2 separate regions of the Homo sapiens genome follow, and region 2 is linked to region 1. A link is a loop called in an ENCODE intact Hi-C map of the cell type or tissue named here. Cell type or tissue: Panc1. All regions are shown on one strand. Links, peaks and the distances in the headings refer to the core of each region. The heading gives the core; the rest is flanking DNA.

Evidence for each region. A loop is a pair of places that touch in the nucleus more often than their neighbours do. Peaks named below come from ENCODE experiments on the same cell type or tissue, not always from the same donor. Only the 100,000 strongest peaks of a DNase experiment are listed, where the experiment ranks them.
Region 2: it touches region 1 in a loop (2.1-fold over the local background); 4 of 110 quality-filtered maps call a loop at or near these places.

The regions. Positions count from the first base shown.
Region 1 is chr6:94,062,485-94,068,611 of GRCh38, reverse strand. No RefSeq gene overlaps it. Among named protein-coding and RNA genes, the nearest start is that of TSG1, 360 kb to the right of the region's middle. In Panc1, for the core only: no CTCF peak of the experiment used is centred there; no DNase peak of the experiment used is centred there; H3K27ac peaks cover 231 bases.
Region 2 is chr6:93,776,053-93,782,179 of GRCh38, reverse strand. It overlaps TSG1 (tumor suppressor TSG1), which reads right to left. Exons shown (of 10, transcript NR_015362.2): 10 at 5,560-6,012. Among named protein-coding and RNA genes, the nearest start is that of TSG1, 72 kb to the right of the region's middle. In Panc1, for the core only: CTCF peaks have their summits at 2,752 and 2,968; no DNase peak of the experiment used is centred there; H3K4me3 peaks cover 662 bases; H3K27ac peaks cover 4,450 bases.

The DNA of each region.
Region 1 (6,127 bases), core at 792-5,791:
CTTGGGTTATCTGGCTCTATTTATGGTCAAATCTATTAATCCAGTAAATATATTCTTTTATTCTTGTTTTTTTTTCATTTATCTCCAGAATCACCAACCTCTGTTACAATGTATAAATATCAAATTCTCAGTAAGAAGTCATCAAATATTGAAGGGTGTTTAAGGAAGAGAAATACCAATGGCTGCTTGGTTGATGGCTTCTTTAAAGAGAACTAAATGGAGTCACTTTTTTCCAGCAATGCCTGTCTCTTGCTTGGCCACCCATAGCATGAAAGTTAATGAGTACATTATTTGAGTCTTTCCAGTTTCTTAATTGTTGTGCTTCATCAGAAGGAAAACTGTGATTTTTTTTTTCATGGCTTGTGCTCCTTCATGGGAAAATTAAAAATTATTATAAAAACCTAAAAGCAAATAAAAACAAAACAAAACAAAGTTTGAGTTATGTTACTTTTATAAAAGGAACCTAATGATGGGAAATGGAAAACTTAAAAATATTTTTTTCTTCACCAAAATGTATATGAAGAAATATATGAATAAACATAAGTATAATTCTTAGAACTTATATTTTATATGTTATCTTTTTTTTTCCTTGAGAGATATGAATAACTCTGGCCTGTAATATGTAATATTGAATGTATTAAATATAACATGATTATAACACTTATGTTGATATAAGTTTAGGAATGCATTTTGAATTGTTTAATTATATTATTACTTTAGCTCTATTTGAAAATACTGAAATATTTTTTAAACATTCAAACTTTATGATTAATGGCCTTTATATTTTAACATAAGATATTTATTCTAAATCAGCTGCTGGTAGACATTATTTTTCAAGGGCCCAATGGTAAATATGTAGGTTTTGGTAGCCATACAGTCTCAATAATTCAACACTGCCTTTATAGCACAAAAGAAGCCACAGATAATATGTACATGAATATGTTCAAATAAAACTTTATTTACAAAAACAAGAAGCTTACCGGATTGGGCTTATGGTCCTTAGTTTTTCAGCCCTTTTTCAGACTAATTTTTATTTACAGATAAATTTTAAAAATAAATTATTTTAAAATCTAAATTAGTTCCTTCCTGAGTAACACAAGCTTAAATACACATAAAGATGTATTTATCCAACTTCCAGGAAGAAAATGCTCATTTGGTCTGGTTTGTCCAGACTGGCATCTAAAACTAGGTCATTCCCAAGTCTCCAGTATCTTGGATTGTGCAACTCTGTCTTAAGTATCCCATGAGTTAAAATAATACAATACAACAGCAAAATAATACAAAGTTTACAACCCTTATTTCCGTGGGCAATTTCATTTTATTTGATTCAATGAGAAGAGGATTTGAACGTTGCTTAGCTTGACATGTACACTTGTACCAATTACTGACCCCCAAAATATTTAAAGAGGCTTCTTATATACCTCTGAATTACTGCTTCTAGCCTAATTTGTTTCTTTCCTCTGAGCAATTTATAAAATATAAACCATTTTTGCCTTTTTCAAACTAGTTTTTCTTGTACACATATTAGGTATTTGTTGATTGTAACCTGGATTATATAGTTTACAAAGTGTTTGCTGTTATCATTGGTATATTTAACAGATTACACATCCTCTGAGATACACCCAAATTTTTTAAATGAGCATTTTAGTGTATCTTATTTATTTCCAGAAAGATTCTTCAAGCTCTATTAGGGGAAAGGGCTTTGTTTCAATGTAAATCATATTTGTGTGCTATAACAATAACATAATGGTAATAATAATGTTATTTGAATTTAAATCAAACAAGTCAATTGTAATTAAAGTTTATGTGTTTAACTGACTAGTTTGGCCTAATGTCTCATTTTAATTCTGCTATTTATAATGAATAGGTAGGAGTTTCAAAGAAAGACAGGGTTACTGATATGAATAAATGATTCTTATATTTTTCTATGCAGGCTGATGTAAATTAATACTGAACCTAAAATTTTACAGAAATGTAAATCACTAGCTACCATTTATGTGGTGATTCCTATTAAAGTCCTATTCTGTATAGAATGAATGGTAAACTGGTAATGCACTGAAGCGTGCTCAGTCCCCAAATGTACTGCAGATACTGGGTTACACAACCAAAAATTACTATTAAGACACAATGACTTCCACAAATAAAAACAGATAAGAGGGGAGGAAATGTTGCCAGAATTGGTTACATTGTATTAATCCACTTAAATCTCCTACATTTAAAAAGAATTTCTATGTCTTTAGGAAGCCTTTAACATCATTTCTGGCTTCGTTGGGACTCCCAAAGAGCTATGTGGTAGCAATAAAAAGCTCTTTACCACAGGGATCCCTACAATTAAGAAAAGCAGAGATTGTAAACGTTTGCTAGTTTTGAAATATTAGCTTGCCTCCTACTTAAATCCAAACAAAAGCACACTATGGCTCTAGGTCAGCCCAATACAGACAAGACCCGAGCTCTGATTTGCCCCATACAAGGAACTATAATGGAGTGGAAGCAGCAGCTACTTAATATATGAGTTAAAATTACCCGTGACTGAAATGAGCACATCAATCAAAAGTTTTGGCATGTAATGAGCCAAACAAACCAGTGTGGTGAGCTTGAAGTCAGGAAAAGCCTCTATTCTGTATTCAAAAGTTTTCAAATTACCATGACATCCCTTTGCATACACCACCCGACTTCCAGCAGGTGGATTTTCGAGGCATTGTGCTTGGAACACAAAGATGGATCAACTAAGAGCATTTGAGATAGTTTCCTGTTTTGTGTTCAGAAAACTAGGTCTGCATAAAGCCTCCCGGATTCTTAGCATTTTTTAGGTGTTGGGCAAGGGATAAATATACATGACTGAGAACAGAAAATTAAACAGTGATGGAACAGAAACAGCTATAATTGCTGATATATGTTTCATGTAAAAATTGCACATCCATTCTGACCATCTCAGCATAAATGTAACTTGTTAATTTAGGTAATTCCACTTCAAAGTGCTACCATGTCTTGTTGTCTTTATCAATTTCAATTAATTTCTAAATATCTTGAAAAATTAAGGGAGCCTTTCTTAATAATTATATGTTTAAGCAGCAGTTTTGTGCCAGCATGTCTAGACAGACTGTACAGTACAGAGTAATTGTAGTACACATCTCATTTCTCACTCCTGATTTCAGTTAGTAATCTGAACGTATTATGCCCATAGCTCTGCATAATCACTTCCAACTACAGTTTCTTTGAGAAGCAACTACAGAAAACCCCGAAGTAGAATTTTATTCAATAAGTATGAATGTGCGGAAATATTACTAGATAATTCTATCAGTTTTCTAGTTTTATTTAACCACAGCATAATGCAAAGAAGTGTGGCATTTTATTTCCTTCGAATATTGTATCCATTGTTAATTTTATTAACTAATCATTTAAAATAACTCAGTTTTAACTTATTATTAAGATATTTTAGAAAACATAACTTCCAAACTATTATAATCACAGAGTAATAGAGTCATGTCTGTCTAACTACAAAGAAAACTAGGAATCTTCTAGGTGCAAAATACATGATAAAATGTTTTTGTTAGAGGGTTAGAGAGTAAACGAACTTTGTTAATTCAGTGGCGAATGAAAATTTTTAAGTAGTTCTATGTTAATTCTATAAAACTCGCTGGTAAATGAAGAGTGTAGTTCAATAAGTCTACGGTTATACCACCCTGAACGTGCCTGATCTCATCTAAATGGACCTTTGACAGAAAAAAAGAAAAAAACACTATGTTTCTGAAATTATTACCCACTAAATTGACTAGCTGAGATGACTTCAGGAAAGCATATAAATGACTTCAGCTATCAATGTTTCAGACTTGGAATGATAATTTCCTCCCGTAGCGCCTCTTTTTTTATTTTTTCTCTTGTTCTTCAATAATTGTGTGTTATAATTATTTAAAAATATATATGCCTAAGAGGTCCAGGATATGTATAACTTCTGTTAATAAGACTGCCAGGAACAGTTTTTAAAGAGATATTTAAAGTGCTTTAGTTATATTCACTATGTAACCACTCTACTATGCCATTTCATATTATACAGTGATAGAATAATCTTAAACCTATAAGCATTCAGAAAAGCACAGTACAAAGTTTACAAAGTATTTTGTACAATAGTTTCTGTATTCCCAACAATATGTTGTTATGCTAACAATATGAAATTTATGATTTGACTTTAGCATTTGCATAAGACATACATAGTTATAATACAAAACACATTTTTATTATGATATGAAAGTTAATTACCAGAAAGCAAAAAAAAAAAAAAAAGATACATGAGAATTGTTGAGAAGTGCAAATAAAGAAGCTGAAGTTTCAAAATCAAAAGTTCTCACCTGCTGAGTCGAGAGAGGAAGTAGAGGTTAAAGAATATGGCTTCTAGTCTTTGTTCTGCCTTCAGTTTATTTTCTAATGACAATCGAAAAAGTAAAAACATTTAAACTTGGAGAAGATATTTTGAAATATGGAGTGACAACAGATTAGTATAATGAATACATAAAGCATTTGTAAAATCTGTACAAAAAATTTAAGGCAATAAATGGTCAAAAGACATGAATGAGTATACCATCAAAGAAAAACATACATAACATAAATAAGTACATATGAAAAGAAATTTAATCTCACTAATAAGCAAAGCAACTTAAACCAAGACCACCATTTATTCCATTTTATGGTCAATTGGTTGGAAAAAATAAGTTTGACGATTGCATGTGGTGTGGAAGGTATATATTCACAAGCTCTCATTTATTTGTGGTAATGCTAACTGGTACACTTTGGAAAATATTTTAAAATTATATTGCAAAACTAAATATTTGCAAAACTTATGATGTAGCAATAAAGCCCACAAGAATATATCTAAGACAAACTTTGGCACATATGTACCACAAAATAATGCAAAAAAAGTGTCTATAGCCCATTATTCATTATAGCAAAGCACGGAGAACAAAATTTTCACTAGCAGAACTCATTAATACACGTTGATGTATTGAGCAAAGAGAATATTATACAACAACGAAAATGAGCCACAATGAAACCAATAACATGGATGAAACTTAAGAAAATATTGACTGAAAAAAAGTGAGTTTAAGGAGTTAACATGTAGTAGAAAAAAACTAATATGTTATTTAGTAACAAAACTAAAAAGAAAACACAAAGGAAAAAAGAAAATGCAAGAGAATTTTAAAAATAAATATTAGAACTTTGGGAGACAATATAGGTAGGGAACATATGAGGAGAGGTAAGTTACTGGTAATAGTCTAGTGCTCCAGTTAAATAAACACATAAAATAGAAGATGACCTTGCAATGACAACTGGTAACAGTGAGTATGAACCAATAATTATGATCAATCAATTCTGTGAACTTTAGATCCTTAGTAAGAAAAATTAGCAATGGCTGCATATATTAGTCAGCTCAGTCTGTTATAACAAAATACCACCAACTGGGTAGCTTAAACAAGTGACATTTATTTTCTGGCCATTTTGGAGGCTAGAACTTGACAGCCAAGGTTCTGGTAAGTTCAGTGTTTTTGGTGAACTCTTTCTTTCGGCTTACAGATTACTGCTTTCTTGCTGTCTTCATGTATCCTCTTCATGTGCTCATGAAGAAAGAGAGCTCTCTGATGTCTCTTCCACTTTTTATAAGGACACGAATTCTACTGGAGTAGAGCCACATCCTTATAACCTTATTCAACTTTAGTTGCCTTTTTAAAAGCCTTGTCTCCAAATACAGTCACATTGGCATTTATGGGCTTCAACATATGAATTATGGGGGGACACAATTTAGTCCACAAGACTACATAATGGTGACAATATGACACTCAAATTTATTTGTATACATCTAACAATTTAAGAGATAAAACATTCTGTATAAACTTTTAAATTTATGTTACATATTAATATAAATATTTTTACAATAAAAGTAAAATATTTTACATATTAATATAAATATTTTTACAATAAAAACTAAAATATTTTACATATTTTGTAATTATTTCTAAAATAAAATAAGTAGTTAAGTTTTTCTCATTTTCTAAGTATATTGCCCAATGTGCAGGACAGAAAGAATGAAGACATGGCAATATTAGCAAATGATTTGAGTTTTTTAAAACTAAAGATA
Region 2 (6,127 bases), core at 546-5,545, 290 kb after region 1:
AAATCATATATTTTCAGCAACAAAATGATCTAGGATTAAGTCAGAAACATCATGCATATTTTTCCTGGGTAGTTTGGCTGTCTTGTTTGCTAAGAAAGAATGAGTCAGTTTTCATATATTACAGGAAAATAATATTTGCCTTCTAAATAGCTGACACTGGGTTTTGCATTTCCTAGAGCAACGAGGAAGAGTTGCCTGCAAAAGAAGGGAGATGAATTAAATGGTTCTGAATGTAGGCCAGAATCTTAGAGAAGATATTGCAGCCTGTAAGGTAATAGCAATGTAAAGATACTCAGTTAGTAAAAATTATTCCAGAAGGCTTCTGTTTAATGACTTCCTGGGACCACATATCTTCACATAATGTCAAACAGTCAAAAAGGTGTTTTTACATCTTTGAGGGAGAAACCAACTAAATGTCTCCCCAAATTCCCACACCACCACTTGTCTAGTTTGGAATCATAATCTTCCTGGATTTCTCAACTACTAGACCTAACTCTAATCTGAAAAAGTCTTTTAGAGATGGTGTTGCTCCCACCCCCAAAGACTCTTTGAAAGCTATATTGCTCCTTTGGAGCTGTCCCATGGCTGAAACTCAATCTGAAAGTTAAACAGTCCCTATAGTATGTCAATGGCAAAGAACATTTATATGGCAGCCCTGTATTCCTATGACAACTTATGGAGGTCCATCCTTAGGTCTCTAAGAACATTATCTACAGGAGAAGGTGCTGTCCACGGTTAACACTACACAGCCAATTCCCCACTTGTGTGGCTGTGGGTAATTCCTGACAAGTGCCCAATTGCCATCTTGAAATGGGGGACATTTGGAGCAGTACATGCTCCTATAGTAAATGATTAATGTGCATTTTTCTGATCCTGACAGATTCCAAAAGAAGAGTAGATTGCTAGCCATAAAACTAAGCAGCATCAATGTGACATTACTGGAAGAATCCGAAAGTCTTTGCAGAAATGCTGTGCTTACTCCAATGTTTCTCAAAAACCAGCAATTTTAAAGAGACTAGGGTCAATATAAATGAAATAAATGGAGGCTAAGATAAAATATGTCAGAAAATTTGCTGAAAGGTTATTTTAAGGTGGCCTGTTAAAAACAATAATGGGCCATTAGGCTGTCTTGTTAAAGGCATTAAAGTCACAGGCACGATGTATGAGTCACATGGGCAAGATTTTCCATTTTATATATAAAAAATTCAATATTAAATTTCTGGTAAAAGTACAATATTAGTGTTTCTGTGTATATTATTACAAATCTTATTTAAATTGTAGGCAGAAAAATAAGCAAAGTAATTAATGCCTGTAGAGATGTCCTATCTAAATGTTATATAATTAATGTCCCAATATAGATTTTAATGTATTTTATTTATAATTAAGTATGCATTTAAAAATATTTTTGGCTGATCACTTTACACTCAGGTATACTGACTCTCTTTGTCAAAGACATCAGTAATTAATTCATTTTTAAAGCAAAATTTTGAGCACCTTCAATGAATAGGATAACTTACTAGCTAATTGAGGATATAAATGATGTATACAAAACGGTCATCTCATCATCTAATCTGGAATTAGAGACAGGTGTTTTATGTGTGGGGTGTGTCCCCATGAGCAAAGCTTCATTTATTTTGTTCACTGCTGAAACTCCAAGAAACCTCAACAAAATCTAGCACAAAGAAGACATTTGTTAGTAAAAAGAATCCTTGCTTAAATCTTGCTATTTTGAAAATTAATTCTCGTAGGTTCTTTCTGATTGTTATCCATTATTTTGGAGCCTAGATCTTAAATCATTAATTTAGTTGTTTTATTTAATTTTGCAGTAACAACACTGAGGAAATCTTGTTTCTGTTAATTTTTATGGGCTACTGATTATAAAGAAAAAATAATTTTAAGAAACATGAATCTGTCTGTGGTGAATTCCCTTGGCTAAGAAAACTGGCCTTTGCTTTTTGAATTTATTTATTTATGTATTTATTTGTAGTCTTAGACTATTGGTGTCATAGCATCAACGGTTAAAAATAAACAAAACATAGATATAGATAACTATCATTTAGATACAATCATTTATGACCCTCAGCTCAAACTCCCTCTTCTTTGTTATGAAAACTCAGGATCTGTAAACGGCCTTAGCTATTTTAATTAAATATCTTCTATCAAAGGTACCATATGGGAATTGTTGGGTTTGTCTGTTTGTTTGTTTGTTTGTTTTGCTTACAATATTTATAATGCCACAAACTGCCCGTTTAAATACTTTCTAAATGTCTGCATTGTCATATTTTTAATCATTAAAATTAATTGAATAAAAAAATCTTTATTTTCTATCCAGCAGTGCTCAGGAGTTTTGAAAGGAGCTGACTCATGAGCCATGTTCTGGGACACTGCTGATTCTCAGTGGGCAAGCTGTACTGTGTGTATTTTGGAGCTCCATAACACAGACTCATGCCTTGAATGGGGGGATGCCGGGAGGGCTGGGATGCTTGGAGAGAAAAAGAAAAGAAACAGAATATGGCAAGACACTCTACATGCTAAAGCTTACAGATGCTTTGATTACAGGAAACTTACGTAAATGATAACAGTGCGCAGAACTAGACGTGGAAGAAGGGAAAAAATATGGGATCCCGACATAGGCCTTTGTACTCATAAAATCACGGGTGAGACTGCTGAAAACAACTGTTGGGAGTTTTATGATTTAATCCCATTGACTGGATCACTGAACAGGGCATTTTTCACTTCCAGTTTTCGTGCTTTAGCTGACCTACGAAATCTCATGGTTTTGTTTGGTGACACGTGCTTTTAGGAAAACTTGTTATTTCTGCTGTTCTGCACTGCCCTGTCTCCACTGAACTGCCTGATCTCCTGTGGAATTTACAGTTTCAGCGCAGCCAGCAAATGCAGGGAAAGAATGTGTGCTTCATAGCTGGAGTGCTCCTGATAACAGTCCATTCTGGTATCGGTGGCTGGAAGAGAGAGGGACTGCCACCCAGTGTTTTTACAGTGCCTGTTTCAGGCAGCTTCTAAATTGACAGCGAAGGGTGGAGTGGGTAGGGGGAGAAACAAGAAAAAAAAATTCCCTGTCTTTGGGGTGGGGGAGATAATTCTAAAATCTCTGAGAAACTTAAATATGGTAATTCCCTATTCCAAACATACACAAGTCACAAGCAACCTTATTCTTTGGTTTCTAGGCACATTTTTGAGTTTAGCACAATAGGGAGAAGAAAATTGGAGGTTAGCGAATCCAGTAGGGCAAGAGGTGAAGAGGACTAAATTTCAGTCAAGACAACAAGGAAAGTACAAAGAATACAGTTTCTCTTTCATGTGCTTTGATCGTCTTTCCTGTTTTACCCTTAATGAATACTTTCTCAAAACTAAAAATAAAACACTGCATTCTATTAAATTGTGCTCTTCCTCTAAGGGAATTCTAAATGTGTAAGTGTATGTTTCTCTTCCATGAATATGACTATATATTTTCACATTTTATATATATATATATATAATTTCATACATATATACTTGCATATGTATATTTTTCTTCTTCTGGGAGCCAGAGAGTGGTCAAGAGAAAAAGGGAAAAAGAGTCCATGCTAGAAACTCAACAAGTAAATGTTAGTTTCTTTAAACTGCTAATGACCGCTGGGCGAGGTGGCTCACACCTGTAATCCCAACACTCTTGGAGTCCGAGGCAGGTGGATCACCTGAGGTCGGGAGTTAGAGACCAGCCTGATCAACATGGAGAAACCCCGTCTCTACTAAAAATACAAAAACTTGGCCAGGCTTGGTGGCACATGCCTGTAATCCCAGCTACTTGGGAGGCTGAGGTAGAATTGCTGGAACTCGGGAGGCGGAGGTTGTGGTGAGCCGAGATCGTACCACTGCACTCCAGCACGGGCAATAGGGCGAAATTCCATCTCCAAAAAAATATTCGAATGACCAAACATAGTGAGGAGTATCAGAAGATTTACAGTGGTGGCATAAAATTGTACACATACCACGAGAAGCAGAGGAAGGTAAGGCAGATCGATATTTGTATCTTCACTTTGTGCTATAGAGTATGCTTTCTCCCTAGCCCCACATGGTAGCCCTTGGAAAGTAGTAGATTGAAGAGGAGACAAACATTTCATGTGAACAGTTAAGGTGTGCCACGTGTGTATGCTCAGGGTGAAACTTCATATTTCATTCTAGGTAATGTGCCCACAAAGTCTCATATTATTCTAATTGGAGAATAGCCAAAGAAGAAATATAATCCCAAATATTTTGATTTGACTTTACTACCCTGCTTTTCCTTACACAGAGGACACACATGTGTGTCCTCATACTGCATGAATACAGAGCTGTTTTAACATTTCTTGATGCTAGCTATAGCTTTCTTACTCGTAGACAGGACCTTCACCATAGTGGAAGTATGCTAATATAAACATGGTCAGTGACTGTAGTCATTACAAATAAGTTCTTTTCAACTAATTGACTAAAATAATCATATTAATAAATACATGATACTCGTACGCACAAGTCACCTTTTCTCCCACACTGATGGCTTTGATTACTTTGACAGACTAAGATGCACTAATGATACAAATTAGAAGCAAAAAGAATTAAAAAGGTGTTTAACTCTGATGCCAGGCTGTCAATTTCCTATAGTGCTACCAACTTACAGATAGATGATTAAAATTGTTTCATTTAGGAATTTTGAATATTTTAAAAATTGAATGGGTTTCTGGGGGAGGAAAAAAGAAAGAAAAATCCTTGCTTAGCTAATTAGACATCCTATTTGATTTAACAATAGAGCAGGATTATTCTTTGAGTGTTGAGATCTTCCTTCATTACTACAAGAGCCTACATTTTGCTATCTTTGCTCATTGTGCTTGTCTCATTCCTTATGTTTAATATTATTGCTACTTTTTATTTAGTTACGAGTTTATAAAGAACAATGATTTTAATTTGTTTGTAAAGCAACTATTTCCAAAACATGATGCTAGATACCATGGGTAAGGCCCAAATACATGAAATATGATTTATCTCTCTGAGGGTAAAGAATCTAGCAAAAAAAAAAAAAATGAAACATGCACACAAATGACCATGTATATTGTAGAATCTTGAGAATGACAAAATAGCACACACAAGGTACTTTGGCTGCATGGAGGAATTTAGTCAGACAGCGGAATTTCAAGCCTTAATTTAGTTACTCTATATCCACCTTGAGAAAGTTACTTAATTCATTTGGGTGTCCATTATATTATCTGTAGGTTGGGGTAAATAATAGTTCTCTCTCAGATATAAATGAATATTAATTGAGTTCCTAAATGTGAACTATTTAGAACACAGACTGGTGCACACTAAGTGCTTTTATGATACCCAATAGTTCACCCCAAAGATCAAGTATATATTTCTGTGGATTTATAAAGTTCCTTCTCTACTGCATCCACTATACTATAGCTTATTCATCATTATCTTCCCACTAATTCAATAAGGTGAATATTTATTAAATAAATGAACTTATAAAGGGATGGATGAATGTTTGATCATCAGTTGGTTATTTAGTTGTTTAGAAGCTCTAGCAAGATCTGCATCGCTATCTCTATGGGATGGTCACCTTTGTCTAAAGATGCAGTATGAGAAAGCATGCAATAGGGAAAGCCGCCCTCTATCCAAACCGTCAAATAAGCAGAATCAGTTCTGGGGGAAGGTGGCGTGACACATCATCTTATATTCTAATTTGTTGTAATAAATGTTAAAAAATAAAAACTCTGAAAAAAGCAATAAATAATTATCATCTTCAATTCTAAAAACAGAGTTTGCTTAAATAAGTGAGTGTTCTTCGGTGGCTATGGCTGGTGGAGGATGAGGATGGAGTAATGAAAAGAGTCCCACACAGTAGGTCAGAGTCTTGACATGCAGACGCACTCTTGTTGTTGGTTCTGTGATCCTAGCAAGTCAGCTCCTGTACTTCCTTGTCAATTAGGAATATTTTTAATATTCACTTGGTTTCTTGCGAGAAAAACATTGAACCACCTGAGTGTACAAAGAAGTCACGAAAGTACTGGCTTTCATATATTCCCAGTCTAGTGAAAGAATATGCACTTGAAGAAGCAATGTTTGTTAGAACAAAAATACTCCCAAGGACCAG